Regions from separate parts of the Homo sapiens genome. Here region 2 is linked to region 1. A link is an interaction called in ENCODE POLR2A ChIA-PET data of the cell type or tissue named here. Cell type or tissue: GM12878. All regions are shown on one strand. Links, peaks and the distances in the headings refer to the core of each region. The heading gives the core; the rest is flanking DNA.

Region 1 (5,386 bases), core at 68-5,067:
TATTTGACCAGTCTCTTTCAAACATGTCCAGTTTTTTCTAGTCTTTACTAGTTTACAAACATAATTTTCATCCTTATGCATTTAACTTTTCACATTTGGACTCTGTAGGTAAATTCTTTGGAGAATTATCGAGTCAATGAATACAAACATTTTAACATATATATGTATATGTGTGACCCTTAAGAAACAGTGCATCAAGACAACGTGCTTTTAAAGAGCAGCTAAAAGAGTCCTTTTATAGTAGACAGGCTTTTATATCTGTTTAAAAAGAACAGTTAATAATAAGACAGATTGTAAGGGCTGCATAATATTCTAATAGTACTTAATGATTAAGGACAAATGTTAAACATATGTTTTAATAAAACAGCATACAAAATTGTTTTTACGCTGCTGTCCCAGATTTGAGCTCTAGTTCTTAAAACCTACTATGGATTCTTCCAAGGTCTCTCCTTCCTTACAGGCTGGCTGCAAAAGATCCAAGATGCAGGGCAGAATTCAAAGGCTCTGGGGGATGGGGGCCACCAGATGAATTAGCCTGGTTACACAAACCCTCTTCTACCCCCACCTAGTCCACACTGAACTACATGTAAGTGGAAAATAAGTCACTGAATTCTGGAGATGTTAATAAAGCATAGATAACCTACCTTAATATAAGAGGCTATCTCTGGGTGGTGGTTTACTGCTAATTTTTATCTACCAATTTGTTGCTGTATTTTCCAAATATCTTTTTTTTTTTTTTTTTTTTTTTTGAGACGGAGTTTTACTCTTGTTGCCCAGGCTGGAGTGCAATGGCACCATTTCGGCTCACCACAACCTCCACCTCCCGGGTTCAAGCGATTCTCCTGCCTCAGCCTCCCAAGTAGCTGGGATTACAGGCATGTGCCACCACACACCCAGCTAATTTTCTATTTTTTAGTAGAGACGGGGTTTCTCCATGTTGATCTGGCTGGTTTCAAACTCCCAACCTCAGGTGATCCGCCTGCCTCAGCCTCCCAAAGTGCTGGGATTACAGGCTTGAGCCACAGCGCCCAGCCTGTATTTTCCAAATATCTTATGAGTTTATGCTGTTTTTACAATCAGAAACAAACATACATAAAAATAGTGCTGAATGCAGTGTATGTTATGATATGGCAGTGTCCTTTAAATTTAAAATCACCAAAACATGACTTTTGAAATAAATATTATATAGTTAACTTTTTTTTTTTTTTTTTTTTGAGACTGAGTCTTGCCCTGTCGCCCAGGCTAGAGGGCAGTGGCGAGATCTCGGCTCACTGCAACCTCCGTCTCCTAGATTCAAGTGATTCTCCTGCCTCAGCTTTCCAAGCAGCTGGGACTACAGGTGCCCACCACCACGCCTGGCTAGTTTTTATATTTTCAGTAGAGACGGGGTTTCACCATGTTGGCCAGGCTGGTCTCAAATTCCTGACCTCAAGTGATCCGCCTGCCTCGGCCTCCCAAAGTGCTGGGATTATAGGCGTTGAGTCACCTGCCTGGTCTATACAACTTAAGAAGCTGAACTGTGTGGCTAGTCACTACGTGACTGTGTCACAAAATTTCATGCCAGTATTAAAGAACAGTAGGAACCCATGGTAAGACTGAAACAGAGGTCGACTGATGTGTGTTTAACTGGCTGTAAAACTTTAGGCAAGTCCAGGAAATGTTCCATTTCCTATCATATAAAATGAGAAAGCTGAACTAGAAAACCTCTGAGGTCTATGGTCAATTCTTTCCAACTAGTATTTTCTTTCTTATGATATACCTAGTCCTCCCAGAATGCTCCATATCCTAGAAAACCCATCTCTTACCCTCAGAAATTAGAACCTGACCACTTATGGGAAGCAAAAAGCACTAGTCTAGTTAACCGTGTCCCAGGTAAAAAGAGGCTGTATTTTTTGTGGCTAAAGCAGTGGCTGCTTCAAGAGGAATATGCAAAAGATCTTTCTCCTCACCTAATATCTAACTCCAGAAGGCTAGTCATAACACTATTTTCTACTGCTGGGGAATGACCTGCACACTCCTCTATGAAATGCTATCCCCATGCCTTAAACAGCCAATATATATTTAGAAGATTACATATATGACAATACCTCAGAGAGTGAAAGTATCTACTTAGATATTGAAATGTGATCATTTAAAAAAAAAAAGAAGGCTGGGCGTGGTGGCTCACGCCTGTAATCCCAGCACTTTGGGAGGCCAAGGCGGGCGGATCATGAGGACAGTAGATAGAGACCATCCTTACGGTGAAACCCCGTCTCTACTAAAAATACAAAAATTAGCCAGGCGTGGTGGCAGGCGCCTATAGTCCCAGCTACTTGGGAGGCTGAGGCAGGAGAATGGCATGAACCTGGGAAGCGGGGCTTGCAGTGAGCTGAGACCACGCCACTGCACTCCAGCCCGGGCGACAGAGCAAGACTCGTCTCAAGAAAAAAAAAAAAAAAAAAAAGACACTTTCTAAACTATGTAAGGGGATTATCACATGAGAAATATAACTTGGAGAAGGTATGAACAATTCCAAAACTGGTAAAGATATTCTAAGTTATAATAATGAAACTGGACTCCATGGTAAAATGCTGCCTCACTATAGATGAAACCAATATAGGAAAAGCTAATAAGAAAAGAGCTTCCAGGACAGTCCACAACAGATGACAGGTTTTTTGTTTGTTTTTTTGAGATGGAGTCTCGTTCTGTTGCCCACGCTGGAGTGCAGTGGCATGACCTCGGCTCACTGTAACCCCCGCCTCCCGAGTTCAAGCGATTCTCCTGCCTCAGCCTCCCGAGTAGCTGGGATTACAGGCATCTGCCACCACACCTGGCTCATTTTTTGTATTTTTAGTAGAGACGAGTTTCATCATGTTGACCAGGCTGGTCTCGAACTCCTGACCTCAGGTGATCTGCCGCTTCAGCCTCCCAAAGTGTTGGGATTACAGGCATGAGCCACCGCGCCTGGCAGATGATAGGCTTCGATGGGGACAGTGGTGGCATAAGAGACAGGAAAAGAGAAAATTCAAAGACAATTCTTAGCCTAAAAAAACACTGAGTCTCAAACCAATAGTAACACCTGGTAACGTGTGAGAATGCAAATTACCGGGCCTTACTTCAGACTTAAAGAATCAAAGTATGGGGTGTGGCCTAGCAATTTATGGTTTAACAAGCCCTCCAGGTGCTTCCAATGCATGCTAAAGTCTGAGTACCACTAGTCTAAAAGGATTCATACTATTACTGGTAGTAGAAAAGAGAGAGGGTCAAACTACAGGCAGCTGACAAAGCGCCACAAGTGCAATTTCTGTTTAGTCAGCAAGTCTAGCTTGGATTTAGAGCTTTTAATGGCACTTCTGCTGATGGGAAGTTGCTTCGCTTCCTGATGGAGTCAGTTATCACTCTAATCATTAGGCTTCCTCACCAAGCAATATTCTTCAGAATAAAGGCTGTTCTAGTGAGTTTATTCCCTTTACCTGTAATTTCTTTAAAACATGGGATGCAGATAGATGGGGTTGGTGATAGAGCAGAGGGTGGAAAGGGAATATCAATGAAGGTATAGCAGCAAGGGGGCGCTGACATAATGATGAGAAATGGATGAGCTCATTACCTTACAGATCTTGTACCATCTAATGAAACCCTAAGGACAAAACGTTTATTTTATATTTCAATATGAAAGAATCCCTCCCTCAGAATTCCACTTGGTGTTTGATGGTCTGGTTATAAATACTACTTAGCATTAAACATGCCATTTTTATTTATTCAGCAAATGGTAAGCCAAAGCTAACAAACATGGTCTTCCAAATGCAACTGAAAAAATTGTCTCATGATTTGGTTTGAGGGTTAATGGCAAAGAACTATTTTTCTAGTAGGTTACATTTATACATTACATGTTCCAAAACCTGAAACATGGCTGGTTAATCTTTTTTGGTTTAATTTACTTAATGTATGCATTGGCTTACACTTAGAAGCTTGTCTATACTTAGTATTTCCTATTACTCACAAAACGACACAACTTTCCTGTTTTACAACCTGGGGATGATTCAAGATCCACATTTAGATATAACATTTTTTAAAAAACATTCTCAGATGTCATTTTTAAGGAATTCATGGAAAGCAAAGAAATGTTTAAAACCCTTTATATTCAGATTAGAGAATATAAACAGTAGACTGGTATACGTAAGTAATTTGCTTATCTTTAGAGTATGATTGTCTAGGTTGAGAGTCTCAAAGCCCCATTTAATAACTGATTACATGGCAGTATCTTGGACTATTGAAATCTTTGGTTTTCCTTTCAGCTCAAATGAGAATTACAGACTAGTTTAATTGCTACTAAAACATTTATCTTACAGTTGAATTTAAAATAATTATATTTTATTTTATTAATGAAAAAATATAATTTTAAATTATAAAATACTTGCTAAAGAAATTATCTTGTTTATCAAAAAATGTAATTTTTTGAAACAAAAGGAAAATTATATTTACAAAATACCAAAATGTCCCAAGATATATGTCAATATCAATTCAAAGACATACCCCATAGAAATTAACATTTCTATGTAAAATGACCTTATGAATACTGATTTTTAAAACAAAAGCATTATATCCCCTAGGCTGAGATATTTGTAACTACAAATTTTAATTGTAGTAGTTCCAAAATGTAATCAAAAAAATAAACTCTAGAGATTTGTTAACTCATAACTTAAGGGCAGTGTTTTCCCTAAGAGTGTTCTAAGAAACAGGAGCTCCACGGGATGGAACTAGAGACTGATTTCTGTGGTCTAGTGACATACTTGAGACACACTGAGTTTTAACAAAACAAAGCAAACCCTGTACTTAATTGCTGTACTTCTCAGTCTTTGCTATGCTAAGGTACAATATAAACCTTTAAGAGATGGTACAGAAAGTAGTTTCCCAAACATATTTGGCACTATTTATCCTGAGAAATCTCTTAGAACTAATGATCTACATTAGTGGGAAATGCAGATGAGTTAATCCTAATAAACACTGCAGGCAACTAGCAAATTACGGTCCCAGAGATTCAAAATAGAAATTAAAGGCAGCTGAGTATAGCACAATGACTTTATTGTCCCTATTTATTATTTACAAGAATGCACAAAGTATTTGCACTATATACATAATACTTGCACTATATACATTTTAATATAGCACTTATGAGAATTTTTAAATTAAAAATTAACTGGTTTTTAAGTAACTATACTTCAAGAACACTGCTCCCTCTATGAAATCCCATTCCCCAGAAACGGGCCCATCTGATTAGCACAGCTGATCTGCCAGCTGGATGGATCCCAAGTAAATTTCAAACCAGCACTTGGCAAAATATCCCTGTACCCTGCATTTTACATGGAACACAAACTAAAGATGCATTCTGGGACTGCCCTGAGAACCA
Region 2 (5,386 bases), core at 235-5,234, 87 kb before region 1:
AAAATGTCTCCCCTGGCTATAGAAGACCATGTCTTACCTTATTTCTCTTTTCTAGTACCTCATTCGGGTTTGTGTTTAAAGGAACAAACTGATTTGGATCTTCAATTTTGATAGGTGTTCCACCACTAACTTTAGATGAGTCTTCTGCTTTCATCCACTAAAGAATCAAAAATTTTCTAAAATGAAGCTTTGTGTTAAGAAAATATTAGTAGATTGTTAGATAACTGCTTATAGTCTCAAGAGGGGCATTGCCAATGTTTAAATAATTTCACTAAGCAGTATCTTAGTGGTGAATTAGTTTCATCTCATACTAGTTAGAAAAGGCTCAAAATCAACATTTACTTAAAAAATAAATGCCATTACGATTCACATAAATATTCAATTATACTGCTAATTAAACTTTCTCCTTGTGTCAAGTGAAAATATGATGCTGAAACTACTTCAAGCACAGAGAGCATGATCTCACATTCACTCACATTCAGTGTTTTGTCTTCTGCACTGAAGACAGCAGTCAGATGAAGATGGCAAAGGAGTAATCAAAAAAAAAAAAAACTTAAGAAATATCTTAAGATTTTAGTTTATCAGACTTCACTTTTTATTTTTGGCTGACAGAAAAGGCCAAGCCCTAATCGGCATTTTATAATGGGGATAATCTGGTATATAATAGCAAAATAGAACCACGGGGTTGGAAGGAGCTTACATAATTCTTCTCATTTACCCCATATTATAATCCTTAAAGAAAGCGAATCTCGATCAAGATTAATGATGGCTGACCATCAATCTCTGTAAACAAAATGAATTCTGAGAAACCAATGAGTTTAATTATGTTCTTTTACTGGGAGGCAAGAAATCTTATAGACTACAGAAAAGACATTTTGATGCCTAGGTATTTTCATATTGAATGCCATTAGTTTATATAAGATGAACTAATTCTGAATATCTAGAACTGTGGTGTCCAATCTTTTGACTTCCCTGGGCCACATTGGAAGAACTGTCTTGGGCCACATATAAAATACACCAACACTAACGATAGCTGATTAGTTTAACAAAATCACAAAAAATTCTCATAATGTTTTAATAAAGTTTACAAATTTGTGTTGAGCTGCATCCAAAGCCATCCTGGGCCATGGACTGGACAAGACTGACCTAGAGAATGTTTGGTGGTATGCACTCCAAAACCAAACCAAACCAAATCTAATGCAAAATTCTGAAAAAGATAAAATAACCCATTTCTCTACCTACAAGATCTTGCCTAAGGGTAGCTATGTGCAGTGATTCATGCAGCTTTGGTACAATTAGGAGTTGATAACTTTTACAGTTTTAATTCACTGGTGAATTAAACTACTGGTGTAGTTTAATAGAAACTACAAAGCAGTATCATGTAGTGGACAAGAACTGGGCTCAAGAGTCAGACTGTCTTCATGCAAATCCCGAGTTTACCATTAAAACATGATTAATTAACCCTTCTTGCCTTGGTTTTCTCATCTATAAAATAGAAAAACAGCATCATTCATATTAGGAGAGTTAAATGAGAAAATTCGTGTATGGCACTTAGAAGAGTGTCTTGCACAAAGTTAAAGCCAGATAAGTGACAGTAATATTTTTAATATTATTTTACTTTCCAAATATTTTCAATATAGAACATTCAATTCTTGAGTAACTAGGCAAAATATTTAGTAAAGGCAAACTACATAAAATACTGGCATACCGTGATTTTGGTTCGGGGACTGGTTTCTCCGTTCCGAGACTCCTCAGGCACATTCACTTTCATGTAAGTATTTGGTGAGTTCAGCCATCTTGTTTTTTCACGCTGTTGCCTCTGTGCCATGTATTTGAGAGGAGAGAGTGGCACTGTATCGTCTTCAAAGGAAAAAGCAGTCACAGTTGCTGGGATTTCCACATCACTCTTGTGCCTAGGCTTCTCTCGAATGAGAGGATGCCTGTAAGCATAGCCTGTTCTATACCCCTAAGGGAGGGAAAAGCCACATTTGAAGCATCAAACCTGTATCAATAACAGCATTTGGATCCTAATTCCTTTTGTATACAAATGATTTAAAAGACTCCTTTGCTAAAAAACAAAGAAAAAGGCATCCTTCCAAACACCACATAACTTTCATGTAACACTGGAGCTGAAATTATGCAAATTTCAAGACCTAGTTAGAGCTGATAACAGCTGATATTGCAATTTCCACTCACACAACTGTTCCCGACAAACGAACAGTTCTAAGTTGCTGACCAGAAGTGCTTTTCTATCTATAAAACTGTTCTGGGGAAGCAAATCTCAGTGCTCATTTAAGTCTCTGTTCCTGGGTCTGAAGGCAGTCAGCCTTCTGAGCCTTCACAGAAGAGGGTAAAATCTAAAATAACATTTGCCAAACCATACATCTTTTAAGGGGTTACTATCCAAAATATATAGGGGACTCAAAAAATAACAAGAGAAGAACCCAATTAAAAAATAGGCAAAGGATCTGAATAAACATTTCTCAAAAGAAGACATACAAATGGTCAACAAGTGTATTAAAACATCACTAATCAAGAAAATGCAAATTAAAGCACGAGATGGCATGTCCTGTTAGAATCGCTATTATAAAAAAGATGAAAGACAACAAGTGTTAGAATGTAGGGAGAAAGGGACCCTTTGCACACTGTTGGTAGCAATGTAAATTAGTATAGCCATTGTGGAAAACAGTATGGAGGTTCCTCATACAATTAAAAATAAAACTACCATATCACCCAACAGTCTCACTACCAGATATATATCCAAAGGGAATGTACTCAGTATGTCAAAGAGGTATCTGTACTCTCATGTTAGGTACACCATTATTCACAATAGCCAAGATATGGAATCATCCTAAGTGTCCATTGATGGATGGGATATAAATGTGGTATATACAACATAATGGAATACTATTCAGCTTTAAAAAAGAAATTCTGTCAAATGTGACAACATGGATGAACCTAGAGGACATTGTATTAAATAAAATAAACCAGGCACAGAAAGACAAATACCCCATGATCTCACTTATATACAGAGTCTTAAAAAGTTGAACTTGTTGGGCATGGCAGCTCACGCCAGTAATCCCAGCACTTTGGGAGGCTGAGGTGGGAGGACTGCTTGAGCCCAGGAATTCAAGACCAGCCTGGGCAACATGGAGAAACCCTATCTCTACAAAAAGTAAAAAAAAAAAAATAAATTAGCCAGGCACGGTGGCACACACGTTATGTCCCAGATACACAGGAGGCTGAGGTGGAAGAATGGTTTGAGCCCAGCAGGTTGAGACTGCAAGTGAGCCCTGATTGTGTCACGGCACTCCAAGCAAGATCCTGCCTCCAAGAAAAAAAAAAAAGTTGAACTCATAAAAGTAGAGTAGAATAGTGGTTACAAGGAGGTGGGGGTGGGGAGATGTTGATCAAAGGATACAAAATTTCAGTTAGGAGGAAAAAGTTCAAGAGATATATTGTACTATGGTGACTACAGTTAATAACAATATATTGTAATCTTAAAAAAAAAACACGACATTTGTAAGTTCTGTTTAATTCTCAAAGGTGTGGTTAAATAACAATGAAATGCTTTCCTAGGGCCAAACTCAGCTTCTGGAAGAGTATGGAGCATGTTCTACAAAAATGGAAGCATCTGCTCTTGAATCTGAAGACATTAAATCCAAGTTTTACTTCAATTTTGCAACCTACCAAGTTGTCCAGAGTCCTCATAAGCCCTTCAAACTCAATTTCGCCAACCTTCCATTTTTGATGGGAACCCATATTCACACCTCCTCCACCAGACGCTGCTACAGTGTAAGTGAAAGCTTTATACTTCTGAAAGTCCAGTACATGGAGATTGTCTACTCCACCTGCACCTGCTAGGGCCTGCACCTGTAATCAATGGTAAAATATACAGAGACACAAAACTATAAAGACTGTAATGAGTATTTTACTTTCAAAAAGGCACAATTTCAATTTGGCAAATATCTATAATACTTGCTCAGGCTACTAACAACAAAGACAAGATGACACTCTTGTGCCAGCAGACAGCTGAAGTATCTTTTCCACCTATCTGAAAAAGAAACCTTCCAAGACTCTGATCCTCCCTGATGGAAAACACATTAGAGCCATACCTCTTAACATATTTTAAGCCACGGAATTCTGCTGCCAAATTTTAAATTTCTTTTCTTGAAGTTTTCCCAGGGTTATCCAGTTAATACTTTTGCTAAAAGCTATAATTTTAAGGAAATACAAAAACACTGTACTTTGAATTTAAAGATATTTAGGCAGAAGCCATCAGCTCATTATCTTAATTTAATTAAGCTTTTCATAGCCCCATTTGAGAAGAGGAGGAACCATTAAAGCAAAAATAAGTTGATTGTTAGGACAAGTTAATGTTGGTAGAAAAAGTTTTTTTTTAGTTGTTCTTTTCCCCCTTTCTTGTGGCCCTTCCAATAAATTAAGATTATTACCATTTGCTTCATGAGAATTTGCTTTATTTATTTATTTATTTATTGAGGACTGAGTTTCACTCTTGTTGCCCAGGCTGGAGTGCAATGGCACGATATCGGCTCACTGCAAACTTCGCCTCCCGGGTTCAAGCGATTCTCCCGCCTCAGCCTCCCAAGTAGCTGGGATTACAGGCACATGACACCACGCCCTGTTAATTTTGTATTTTTAGTACAGACGGGGTTTCTCCATGTTGGTCAGGCTGGTCTCGAACTCCTGACCTCAGGTGATCTACCCAGCTCAGCCTCCCAAAGTGCTGGGATTACAGGCATGAGCTACCGTGCCTGGCCAAATCTGCTTGATTTAAAGAGAAAATTAGGGCCTTTAGTTTAATTAGATCCCATTTGTCAATTTTGTCTTTTGTTGCCATTGCTTTTGGTGTTTTGGACATGAAGTCCTTGCCCATGCCTATGTCCTGAATGGTAATGCCTAGGTTTTCTTCTAAGGTTTTTATGGTTTTAGGTCTAACGTTTAAATCTTTAATCCATCTTGAATTGATTTTTGTATAAGGTGTAAGGAAGGGATCCAGTTTCAGCTTTCTACATATGGCTAGCCAGTTTTCCCAGCACCATTTATTAAATAGGGAATCCTTTCCCCATTGCTTGTTTTTCTCAGGTTTGTCAAAGATCAGCTAGTCGTAGGTATGTGGCGTTATTTCTGAGGGCTCCGTTCTGTTCCATTTATCTATATCTCTGTTTTGATACCAGTACCATGCTGTTTTGGTTACTGTAGCCTTGTAGTATAGTTTGAAGTCAGGTAGTGTGATGCCTCCAGCTTTGTTCTTTTGGCTTAGGATTGACTTGGCGATGCGGGCTCTCTAGTTCAACCATTGTGGAAGTCAGTGTGGCGATTCCTCAGGGATCTTGAACTAGAAATACCATTTGACCCAGCCATT

The links. ChIA-PET counts read pairs that join two places held together with the same protein. Peaks named below come from ENCODE experiments on the same cell type or tissue, not always from the same donor. Only the 100,000 strongest peaks of a DNase experiment are listed, where the experiment ranks them.
Region 2: POLR2A ChIA-PET joins it to region 1 with 6 read pairs; 6 of 35 experiments call an interaction of 5 or more read pairs at or near these places.

The regions. Positions count from the first base shown.
Region 1 is chr10:110,033,433-110,038,818 of GRCh38, reverse strand. The region is part of intron 1 of ADD3 (adducin 3); the gene reads right to left. Among named protein-coding and RNA genes, the nearest start is that of ADD3-AS1, 28 kb to the right of the region's middle. In GM12878, for the core only: a CTCF peak has its summit at 3,543; a DNase peak (open chromatin) is centred at 2,008; H3K4me3 peaks cover 1,680 bases; H3K27ac peaks cover 592 bases.
Region 2 is chr10:110,120,597-110,125,982 of GRCh38, reverse strand. ADD3 (adducin 3) reads right to left here. Exons shown (of 15, transcript NM_016824.5): 9 at 3,691-3,873; 10 at 1,709-1,966; 11 at 38-157. Among named protein-coding and RNA genes, the nearest start is that of MXI1, 84 kb to the left of the region's middle. In GM12878, for the core only: no CTCF peak of the experiment used is centred there; no DNase peak of the experiment used is centred there.